Linked DNA regions of Homo sapiens: region 2 is linked to region 1. A link is an interaction called in ENCODE POLR2A ChIA-PET data of the cell type or tissue named here. Cell type or tissue: B cell. All regions are shown on one strand. Links, peaks and the distances in the headings refer to the core of each region. The heading gives the core; the rest is flanking DNA.

Region 1 (5,383 bases), core at 1-5,000:
TCTTCATGGCTGCGGTAGCATTTCTCAGCTCAGCCGAGTAGTTTTCATCATTGCCAGCCATCACAGTGACCAGAGTGCCATCTGGAACATCCCCTAGGGCCACCACCTAAACACCAGTCAAAGGACAAATGCAGACATCAGGGATGTTATACATACACTTTTAGGGCATTTGTGTAGTGATTATTCTAAAATTAAATGTATATTCAATGATTTCTTTTTAGGTTGCAGAGGAATAGCAATGATAACTTAAGCAAAACAACAGAAAAGTTATAAAGAGAAGACACTTTTTTATTATATTTTAGGTTGGTGCAAAAGTAATTGCAGTGTTTGCAATTTTTAACTCCAAAAACTGCAGTTACATTTGCACCAACCTAATACATTATGTATAACTATATGTAAATTTTCAAATAGTGACACATATACTAAATTTACCTCATAAAGCCATAGTAGGTCACATAGCACAGTTGGAACAAGACTAACCATAGCAAGATATCAAGGATTTTGAGTAGCTATGCCGTCTCCTGAATACAAGCATCTCTTCTTAATTTCTCCCGTTTGAGAAACAGAACATCCTGTGTTTGTAAGTTTATAATCCAACCCATCTTTTACTTGCTCAGACCTCCACTAACAGGCTGAACAAGGTGCAGACTTTACTTTTAGAAAATAAAACAAAACAAAAAAACACAAAAAAACCCAATTTCTGCTAAAAGTAGATTTCATCTTGCTGACGATTCTTAAGTAACTTAAACTGTCCCTCTACAGTTCATCTTTGATACCTCCTACTCATCGCTATTATCTTGAGTTTTACTAGCAATGAATTCTAGCACACAAGAAAAAAAAATCAGAAATGCACCCTTCGTTTACTAATTACAAAATCAACAGACCTCAGAAAGACGGGACATTCACTTCTATGCACTCCCCTCAATTCAGGGGTGGAATTGGGTTGCATTTTTGTATCTGTGAGTCTCAGCGTGTGTAAACTCATGTCCTCACAGATGCCTGAGGTTTTCTGCTAGCCCAGCTGATCTTGACCAGGAATTTATTTAATGTAACTGAGTAAGTATGAAGTCTTATCAGGGCTATTGGAGAAAACTGGTAGATAAATGTTTTTATACTCAGGTAATTAAGAAAATGAATTCCAAAGTAAAATACTCTGAAAAGCATGACCTAAAGATACTTTGTACAATAGCATCAATTTCTTGGCTATCATTTAGGCCTTCTAGAAACTATTTTCTTGGTCTAGACATTTACTATTGGCTGTATTTCCTTTGTTTCTATTTTTCAAAGCAGTCATACAACTTCAAATCGAAATGCCCCAAGCTGTATTTATTCTGATCATTTCTGACATTCTTTACGGTAAAGTCAGTAGTGACATTTATATTACTCATTCCAATTACATCATCATTTTTGGTTGCTGTTTTTGAATTGGTAACAGTAAAGCATTCCTTAATCTAGTGTTATCACTCCTTCCTCTGCCTCCTACTTCCCAATTTTTACCTTAATAACTGCTACATAATTTTTTGTAGTATATATTTTCAGGCCTCTTTTTCTATATGTAAAAAAGGCTGCCATAGACTCACTTGTATGATATCGAAGTCATGTTTCTCAAGATTCCCATTTTCATGATCTGCTTAGCCATCACCCTTTCCCTGTGGCCTCCAGATGACTATCTATTGTTTTTATTCATTAGAACTGCTTCAGTCCTTGTGGCACAGAACACGAACTAACTCACTATGAGAGATGAACATACTTCCAACCCCAAGACTACACCAGGATAATCTAGTCTCATAGAAGCAGGGAGGCATTTTCCTCTATTTTATCCAACTTGCACTGCCAAACAAGGTCTGGGCCTTTTCTCTCTTTTTAATCCTTTCATTCCAATTGTTGGACATGTTTTCCATATAGGAGATTTTAAAACTCTGCTATTTATTCCCCAAGCACCCTCTAATTAGCTATTTAGTTCCCATTATAAGTGTGTTTGTTGCCATTTAATTAAGAGCAGTGATACGACAATTCCCTTTTTGTTTTAAAAAGATATCACGGAAATAAATCTCCCTGATCAGTTATTTGGTTATTGCTACTGTTTTTTTTTTTTTTCTATTCCCGAAAAATGGGCTTGCTTTATTTTGCTCTTTTTAGTCTCTCACAACAAATTTTCCCCTTTTTTTCATGATTTTCACTTCCCGTTGTAAAGTTAGCTCACAGTGTTGAAATGCCCTCTTTGAACACATATTTTTACTTCCTCATCCTCCTCTCCCTGTGGTAACCCAGGCTTCTCTATTGTAACTCAACATTCAGCAGGTATACAGAGACTGCCTCCACTACGTGGGTTTCAAACTGAATAACTCATTGTTGGGTCTGGATCTGTAAAAAGGTGAAAATAAATAAATCTTCTTTTATAACTACAGGAATGTATTCTGAATTATCTGCCTCCTACTGCTGTTCCCCTCACAGTGCTCCAAGCCTGTGCCTCTCTCATCTTTCCAATACTATCCTCATTGGTAATTTGGCAAATTCAGGAGACCTTCGCCAAGTCGAAACAAACATAGAATAAAATTATCATGGAGGCTAAATAAGAAAAGGCTGTTGATGTTGGAACTTAAGAAGAAAAAAATTAGAAGTTTAACTCCCACTCCTCTTTTTTTTTAAATGCAGCAGAATCAACCATATTTGGGCACCTACATATCATTCACTTGGCCTTGTATTGATCTCTGAGGGTTTTTTTTTGGTGGAGGCGGGTGGGTAAAGGGGAACTAGTAAATCCAGGGCAATTCATTAATACTGTATATCGTCCAATTGTTAACAAGCATACTTAAGCCAGGTTTAAAAAGTTTCTTTTTAATTCAAAACTAACATGCGTGCTAATTTGATACAGGTTTTGTCACTGATGGGCAATATGGAGAGAATGTAAAAATATCTAACTTCAAACAGAAAAAAGAAACAACTGGAATGAAAAGCTATAAACAATAGGTAAGGAAACACAAACATTTACATTTTAACACAGACCAAACAGGCAAGAAGGGACTTGCTGGCCAAAGATATCTCATATTTTGTTTTACTTCTCTGTTTTTAAAGTATCAGGAAGTTGGGCCAAATATCAACTCTCTTCTATATTACATGGACCTCCCAATACTGTTCTTGGCTAGCCTGTTCACGGTCCAAACTGGCATTTTAAACCAATTCTAATTAGGTTGAAATTACAGTTACAATTCATTTACTTCAAATCCGTTAACCTTCCAGTGTTGCAAAGAAGGCTGTGGAGTGGAACACAGAATTCAGCTGAGATGATATTTAAGGCATAGCTAGGGACTGTGATCTTGCCGACAAAAATATTACTTATTTCCTTTTTATGAAAAGAATATTACCATCAGAATCCAAGACCTCCGAACTTCCCTGCTGAAGGCACGTTTACGTCTTTGGACTCTGGTGTACCAGGGCCTGAACAAGCTATAACACCATGGTATTACCAAATACATCCTAAGTCATCAAAACAGCTTTTTAGGCTAATTCTGTAAGTACAGCAAAACACACAGCAAACTTAAGGTTTTCTTAGTAGTAAAAAACATGTATCTCTCATACTGTAAAAAATAAAGGTGTTCCATGGGAGGGAAGGAGTAGGGGGAGAACAGGTTGGGGCTCAAAATAAGCAAGTAGGGTTATTGTAATCTATTTTAAAGAAAATTCATAATTTTAAATCTCTCTTTAGTTCAGAAGATTGACGTAGAGGATTTACCTACAGAACTTCAGGAGATTCCTAAGAAGGCCTTCAGTGATCTTTTCATCAATATCATCAGGCCTTATCATTGTTTCACATTTGCTTCTCTTTACCATAGGGAATATAATAATTATTTACTGGTTAACTTCCTAGGGAGATTGCCTGCGGCTTATTTAAGATCCAAATTTTAAAGTAATAATTTCTGTTGAAGCTGCTTGTGAGGTGGTTGGGTGGGCAGATAGAGTGAAGCCAGGGACACACACTAAATGAGCCCGGGATGTAGGCAGGTTTTGATGTTTTGCTTGCTTTTATCCCTAACATTTTATCCCTTCACGTTTACTGTCTCACTGAACATTTTGTCTACTCTTCTAGTTATGCAGTGAGCAGGTCTCCTCCAGGAAGAAGCCTCTTTTTATGAGGATTGGGGTGGTGACAGACAATAATCAAATGGTCTGATTTCTCTGCTATCCTTTCCTTTCCCCTAAATGTTCTCAGGGGATCTGCTTGAACTTTTTTCAAGAGCTCTGTATTTGGATTTTTAGTAGCCTATAGATTATCACTCAATAAAACAAATTAATTGTTTTTAAGTGAATTGCCAAAAGTCATTTTAAAAAGGAAACTCTATGGTTATTATGGTTTCTGCTAGAAAGAATTCTGACAGCTCATAAAAGCAATATGTATAATTTTTCATTTTTTAGAAGAAAATAAATACTTTCATGTAATGGCTTGAGACTCTGAATTGCTCCAATTCCTGAAGATTATTTATTAATCATTTAGTCTTTTAATATATTTGAGTGTGGGTTCCCTGGCAGAGGAGGGAGTTCAGAAGAGACCCTGATTTCCCCCCCAAAAGGAAGCCACAAATCTCTTAGAGCCCTAGTGCATTGGGGCAGCCAGGTTTTAATGGCCTTTGGTGGTTATCAGCCCGTCTTGCCTCTGCTCTTTATCTGATAGTGACCCCATGGCCCAACCCTGTTGGGTCCCCTCTCAATGCGGGTGCCCTAAAGAGTCATCGCTGAGTCCATTTAGGCAAAGGGTTAGAATGATTTAAAAGTAAAATGGTCTCCCAAACCCAAATCTAAGTAAACGGAGGGAGGGAAAAAAGAGTCAAGCAAGCCACCACGTTCCTTCGTTCCTTCTCCTCATTTCCACCCCCACTAAAAAACAAAACAAACAAAAAAAACTGCTTTTAGAAAAGTGAGTGGAAAAAGAGGCCAATCTATAGACACAGCCAACTGCAAATTTCGTTTTGTTTTAGAAATCACAATCTAAGTGTGGAAACTGTATAAAGCTTAAAAATAACCGCAACAATACTTTTTTAAAAAGTGAATATTCGTCGTTGTAATAAGATCAAGACCCAGCTGAGGCTTGGAACTATAAAAAGCTTATATTAAATTAATCTCCCTTTAAAGGGGACAATTATTTAAACTTTTTTTTTAGTAGCTTATCTTTACACTTGGAACCACCTGCCTTGATTCGCCCTTTAAACGAACAGGAAATGACCCGCACTGATTTTACTTAGTCGCATCTTTTCAAACCCACCAAAGACAAAACAGAATCTCCACTGCAGAAATTAAATTCCTACTGCTTGCTGCTAGTGTAGTAGGGTGATTGTTTAGAAACGCCTGGGGTTGTTTTCATACCCCTGTTGAAGGTCAAGGTTTTTAA
Region 2 (5,383 bases), core at 214-5,213, 250 kb after region 1:
AAGAGAGAAAGAATCATCTTTCCCACCTTCTTAGGATCTGCCTTCTGTCTACTTCCATTCATTACCCAGAAATTAAAACCAGAAATGGCCTTTCTGCCCAGGCAAAGTTCCACTTTCTACCCAAAGGAATGCAAGCTTGCCTTTGCAAGGATGGATTAAAAAATCATACCTCCATACCATGACCAAAAACCCATACAATCAATGTGTACCCGATAGTCAAGGCTAACTCATTTATTTAGCGTCACAGAGATACCTTAATTCTCTTGCTTTTTCATTGCTTTTAAATTTTCCCTCCCCAGGCACTGTTTTCTCCTTCTGAAATCCCTACTATTTGTGTTATATCTTCCAAGTCTCTTATGTTTTCTTTTTTTATGGTTTTCATTGCTTTGAGATTTATTCAAACTGTAAGATATTTCTTTTTGGTTTTCTGAAACACAAATTCACATTTTTTCAGTTTATTTGTTTTCAATATCAAAAGCATGCTTCTTAGTTCTCCAAAGTTACTTTTGGTGCTGTAATTGCATATCCCTGAAGAGTCTCATCCCTTTTCAGTTTTTCTCTTCTTCTTCTTCAATTGGAATCACCACTGGTAGGTGTGGCCTTGGGGCCTCTCCCTTGGAGGACCGAGTCCCGTTCATCTTCTTTGTTTTCCTTAGCACACCTGTAGCTGTGTATTTTCCAGCACTCATTCTGGTCTGGATGTTGGGAGTCTCTTGAACAGGGACAAGCTGGAGGCTGGGGGAGGGTAGGTCAGACTCTGGTTTGGGGTCTGAGAGAGACAGACCTGGCCACCCAGACCTCTCTGGAGCATACACTGGCAGCCCCTGTCAACCACAGGAGCATTGGGTAACTTCAACTTGCAAAAGAGCTTTGGCCTATGTCCACCAGGGCTGGCCACTGGGAAGCCACTCCATGCTCCACCCAACAAGGAGACAGGTACAATCCTTTCCAAGAAGAACTTAAGGGCTCTGCTGGCTGGGCCTCCTTGGGGAGCCATGAAATCAGTGGCATTGGCCTCAGACGTAGAGGACAGGCCAGCCTCTACTATACCATGGGTCCCTTGGTTCCCACTAAGAATAATAATAATCATGTAAACATCTGGTGCATACCTAGGGCTGACACTAAGCAGAGAGAAGGTGAGGTGGACCACCCTGTGTAGCTGCAGTTCCTGGAACTCTCAGTGCCACAGACACCCTTCCAGCTCCACAGTAAGCCTGCTTACTTGTGTTATTATAAGAAGGAGTTGAGGGGCAAAGGGATTGGAGGCATATATTCAGATATGCCAAAGGTTGTTTTCTTTCAAGGTGATACATGCTAATAAGCACGAGGCCAAAGCAGGCTTCCCTGAGAGCAGATGGGTGTGTGCATGCGTATGTGTGTGTGTGCACACACGCATGTGTATCAGCACACTGTGGACTGACACAATTAACCTGACCAGAATTAGCTCAATGCATCATGGCCCAGGGTCAGAACAGTATCTCACTCACCCAAGAGATGGGTTCCATCATCATTCATCTCTCCATTTCCCACCTATCCATCCGTCTTCCCATTCAGCCTATTCCCTACCCCCATCCCACCCCTCCATCTACCCATTTATTTTTCTATAGTATTCCTGAAGTCAGGGCGTTTAATATGTGATTTTGTGGAAAAATGTAGGAGACAGGGAGTTTATCTCCAGGATCACGTTTCATTCATATTTAACACATCTGTACTGCTGGAACAAGATGCAAATCCCACAAACCCTTATATTGCAACACCTCCTCTCCCCCCGCTTTTAAACCTGAACAATAACTTTGAGCAATATAATTCTAGGTCATTAAGAGAAAACATTGGCTGGGTGCGGTGGCTCACGCCTGTAATCCCAGCACTTTGGGAGGCTGAGGTGGGTGGATCACCTAAGGTCAGGAGTTTGAGACCAGCCTGGTCAACACGGTGAAACCCCATCTCTACTAAAAATACAAAAAATTAGCCAAGTGTGGTGGCGGGAGCCTATAATCCCAGCTACTTGGGAGGCTGAGGCCAGAAAAATTGCTTGAAGCCAGGAGGCAGAGTTTGCAGTGAGCCGAGATCGCACCACTGCACTCCAGCCTGGGTGACAGAGTGAGACTCTGTCTCAAAAAAAAAAGAGAGAAAACATTGATGCGTCACATAAAATAATAACATTGAGATAAAAATGGCACATTACAGAAATTAATGCTTTGTGACTTTTCAAAGCACTTTCACATTCATTGTCTTATTTGGTTTCCATAGGCACCTATCCATCAGCAAAGTAGGGCTGGCATCTTTATTAATTTCATAAACTTGTTTAGAGCTTATTTTCCAGATTTCATAAATAGCTTCAGTTCTAAAAAAGGTGAGTAGCAGGGTTCTGGAGTATACATATTTAGTGTAATGATTTGGTAAAATAATTACACATTGTCTGTAATCCCAGCTACTCAAGATTACTGAGGCAGGAGAACTGCTTGAACCCGGGAGCGGGGTGTAGCAGTGAGCCAAGATCACGCCACCGCACTCCAGCCTGGGTGACAGAGTGAGACTCAATCTCACAAAAAAAAAAAAAAAAAAAAAAGAATTATATACAGTATCTTAAAAATAATTTTCTCATCATCCATTATTATTCATGCTCCCTAAGCCTTTTTCAAACCCCAATGCCATCCTCTTTCCTTCCAGTACATTTTAAGTCTACCTTATAAGTATCTGTAAAGCAGTAGAATCAAAATCCACATGAACAGCCTTCACTCTATTTAACAGGGCAACTCTACTACTAACAGCATTTTAGCTGGCCTCGTGCCTAAGTGCAAAGAATAAGTAGGAAATAATAGGAAGTAAAATTTTAAAAATAATGAGAAAAATTTTGAGGGCTTCAAATACAAATAGTGGAAGACAATGAGGTATCTTCATGTTAGAATCGTGTCTAGACTCAAATCCCAACCCAAGCCATTGCTAATTTTGTCACCTTGAGCAAATCTTCTTATTTCTCTGATCTTCAGTTTCCTTGTCTAAAAATGAGGCATAAAGAGCACACATGAAGTGGGACACATGTACAGTGTTAGGCCCTTCTGCTCTTGGCTGATGATAGGAGTCTGGTGACCAACCATCTTGGTTTGCCCAGGGCTGGTGGGCTTCCCAGGACACGGGACAAAGTGGTTACCCTAGGTGGGAAGCGCGACAGGATAAAAGGGTCCTCATGCATAGACAGCTCCCCTCCAAATTCCACTCGTGTCCCAAACCTATCTCTCCAGGAAACACACAGAAGCCATCTCCGGTTGGATTCCTAACACTACGTCTCTTTTCATTGTTCTTGTAACCTCATGCTGGTGATGTGTTTATGCTGCTCTAAAGTTGTGTGCTATTTTCTTTAAACAGCATATTAGGGTGTGAGCTCCCTAAGGTCAGAGGTCATCCTTCTGTATTTGGTAGGACCTAGTCTAACCCCCTCCCGATGCTCAACTTGCACCATCAGTCCTGGCTCGGCAAAGTCACACATCTCAAAGAGATACAGTTCTGATTGCAAGAGCATCAGGGAGTCAAGTAAGTTCTTACTGAAGCCTCTTGAAGAGGCAAAACGGGGAGGATTACATCCTTGGAAAGACAGAGTTAAGGGCTGTAAGACTTCTCCTTAGAAAAGATTCTTCTCAAAGTCCCCTGTTCTCTTTTTCAGTCTCTCCTTCATCACTCCTGATTCTTTTCTCTTGGGAATGACTCAGGGTCCTTTCTAAGACAGGCAACTCATCCTCCTTTGGATTTTTCCAATTTCCTTTTTCCAATCCTTTCCAATCAGGATTGCAGAATACTCCACAAAGGCTCAGGAGTCCAGCAGGTCAAACGTGTGTGTGTGTGTGTTTGTGTGTGTGTGTGTGTGTGTGTGTGTGTGTGTAGCTGAAGGGCAGGGGTCTGTAAACAGTTTGCTGCATCATAATAACACATGTTTCATAAATAATTGGTGCTTAACAAATATGTACTGTCTTGGGTTATCTCTCTGTCACCCGGGTGGGTGGCTTTAGGAAGAAATTAGTTGTGGGTCAAATGCATTTTACAATGATGGACCCCAGCCAGGAAAAGAACAATCTTCCTCCCCCTACGAGGGCTTAGAGTGAGCCAGGGAGTGGAAGAAGGTATTGCACCCTCAGTAGCAGAAGTGAGAGTCCCTAAAGGGAGATATTCAAGAATGAGTGTGTGTGTTGGGATGTGTGTGGGTGTGTATTTGTGTGTAGGGGTGGTGAGGAGGCATTAGTCTGCTGATCTGGGTCAATATAGTGAAAATGAAGAACATGGGATTGGGCATTGAAGGCTTGTATGAATGCACTAGTCCTAGGACCTTGAACAAACTCCTTGTCTCCATGCCACAGTTTTCTCATCTTTCTTTATAGAGTTTTTGGGAGGACTAAATATCCTAACACACATAAAACACTTAGCACAGAACCTGGCATATAGTAAACACTCAATAAACCTCAGTGATTACTGTTATTAGGGCTGACCCCAACCACAGCTGAGAGGAGTCCAGGCCTCAGTAAACTCTCCTGAGAGGGGACCACAAGGAGCTGAGGGTGAGCTGGCTTGCGTTTTTGGAACTGTCTTAATATATTTGAAATTTATGCTGAAATCCAGTGTGCCAAGGTCTCTCGATAAAACAGGGGGGAAAAAAGTGGAAGCATATGGTGGTCTGAGTCTTGAAGAAGAATGACTTCAATTATAGAAACAGGCTGTTGGAGAAATATGCCTTTTCAGCCCCGTCAGTCACGAACCTTTTCCAAATGTTGACATTACGCATGATATTAATATACTATAAAAAATCCATGTAAAACTGGAAAAGCCCAAACATACCATGCAAAGCCTGAGTCCTGCTAATGCCCCATCAGGATTAGAAGCAAAAATTCAGTTAGTTCTGCCTGCTAGGGTTTGCAGTGGCTTATGTCAGGAAGTCTATGACAATTTGTCATCATGTAGAAATATGGCTGCATCTGGATTTTTCTAAACTAAGGGAAGCATTTGTACATCAAAAGTCCTATTAAGGTTTTACTTTACTTTACTATCAAGAACTTTTTGCCTTTTGGTTCTCTTATAGGTTTGGTGGGTAAATCCCCATTTAGAATAAAGGCCTATTTCTTATCCTCTGAGCTGGATAAGCTATTCAGGCAGAGAACAACCTTTGAAGTTAAGGGAAACTGTGCTATCAAGCCAAACGTGAAATAAAATCAGAAGGGGACCCCTAATGCATTATGGAATACAACGCAGAATTTGGCCGAAGGTGATGCTAATTTTCTGCTCTTGTCAATGAAAAACAGACGCCAGGACGACTTGCTTGCATTCATCTGAATCCACATGGCAGCGTCAGAAAGCTGGTGAGCCTGGTGGGCCGGGGGGAGCTGTGGTCTGGGGCAAG

What was found. Peaks named below come from ENCODE experiments on the same cell type or tissue, not always from the same donor. Only the 100,000 strongest peaks of a DNase experiment are listed, where the experiment ranks them.
Region 2: POLR2A ChIA-PET joins it to region 1 with 7 read pairs; 4 of 35 experiments call an interaction of 5 or more read pairs at or near these places.

The regions. Positions count from the first base shown.
Region 1 is chr21:34,880,608-34,885,990 of GRCh38, forward strand. RUNX1 (RUNX family transcription factor 1) reads right to left here. Exons shown (of 9, transcript NM_001754.5): 5 at 1-106. RUNX1-AS1 (RUNX1 antisense RNA 1) reads left to right here. Exons shown (of 2, transcript NR_186614.1): 2 at 2,876-4,445. Among named protein-coding and RNA genes, the nearest start is that of RUNX1-AS1, 47 kb to the left of the region's middle. RefSeq lists a silencer at 2,316-2,365 and an enhancer at 5,247-5,383. In B cell, for the core only: no CTCF peak of the experiment used is centred there; DNase peaks (open chromatin) are centred at 2,234 and 3,097; H3K4me3 peaks cover 955 bases; H3K27ac peaks cover 2,302 bases.
Region 2 is chr21:35,130,332-35,135,714 of GRCh38, forward strand. No RefSeq gene overlaps it. Among named protein-coding and RNA genes, the nearest start is that of RUNX1, 84 kb to the left of the region's middle. In B cell, for the core only: no CTCF peak of the experiment used is centred there; no DNase peak of the experiment used is centred there.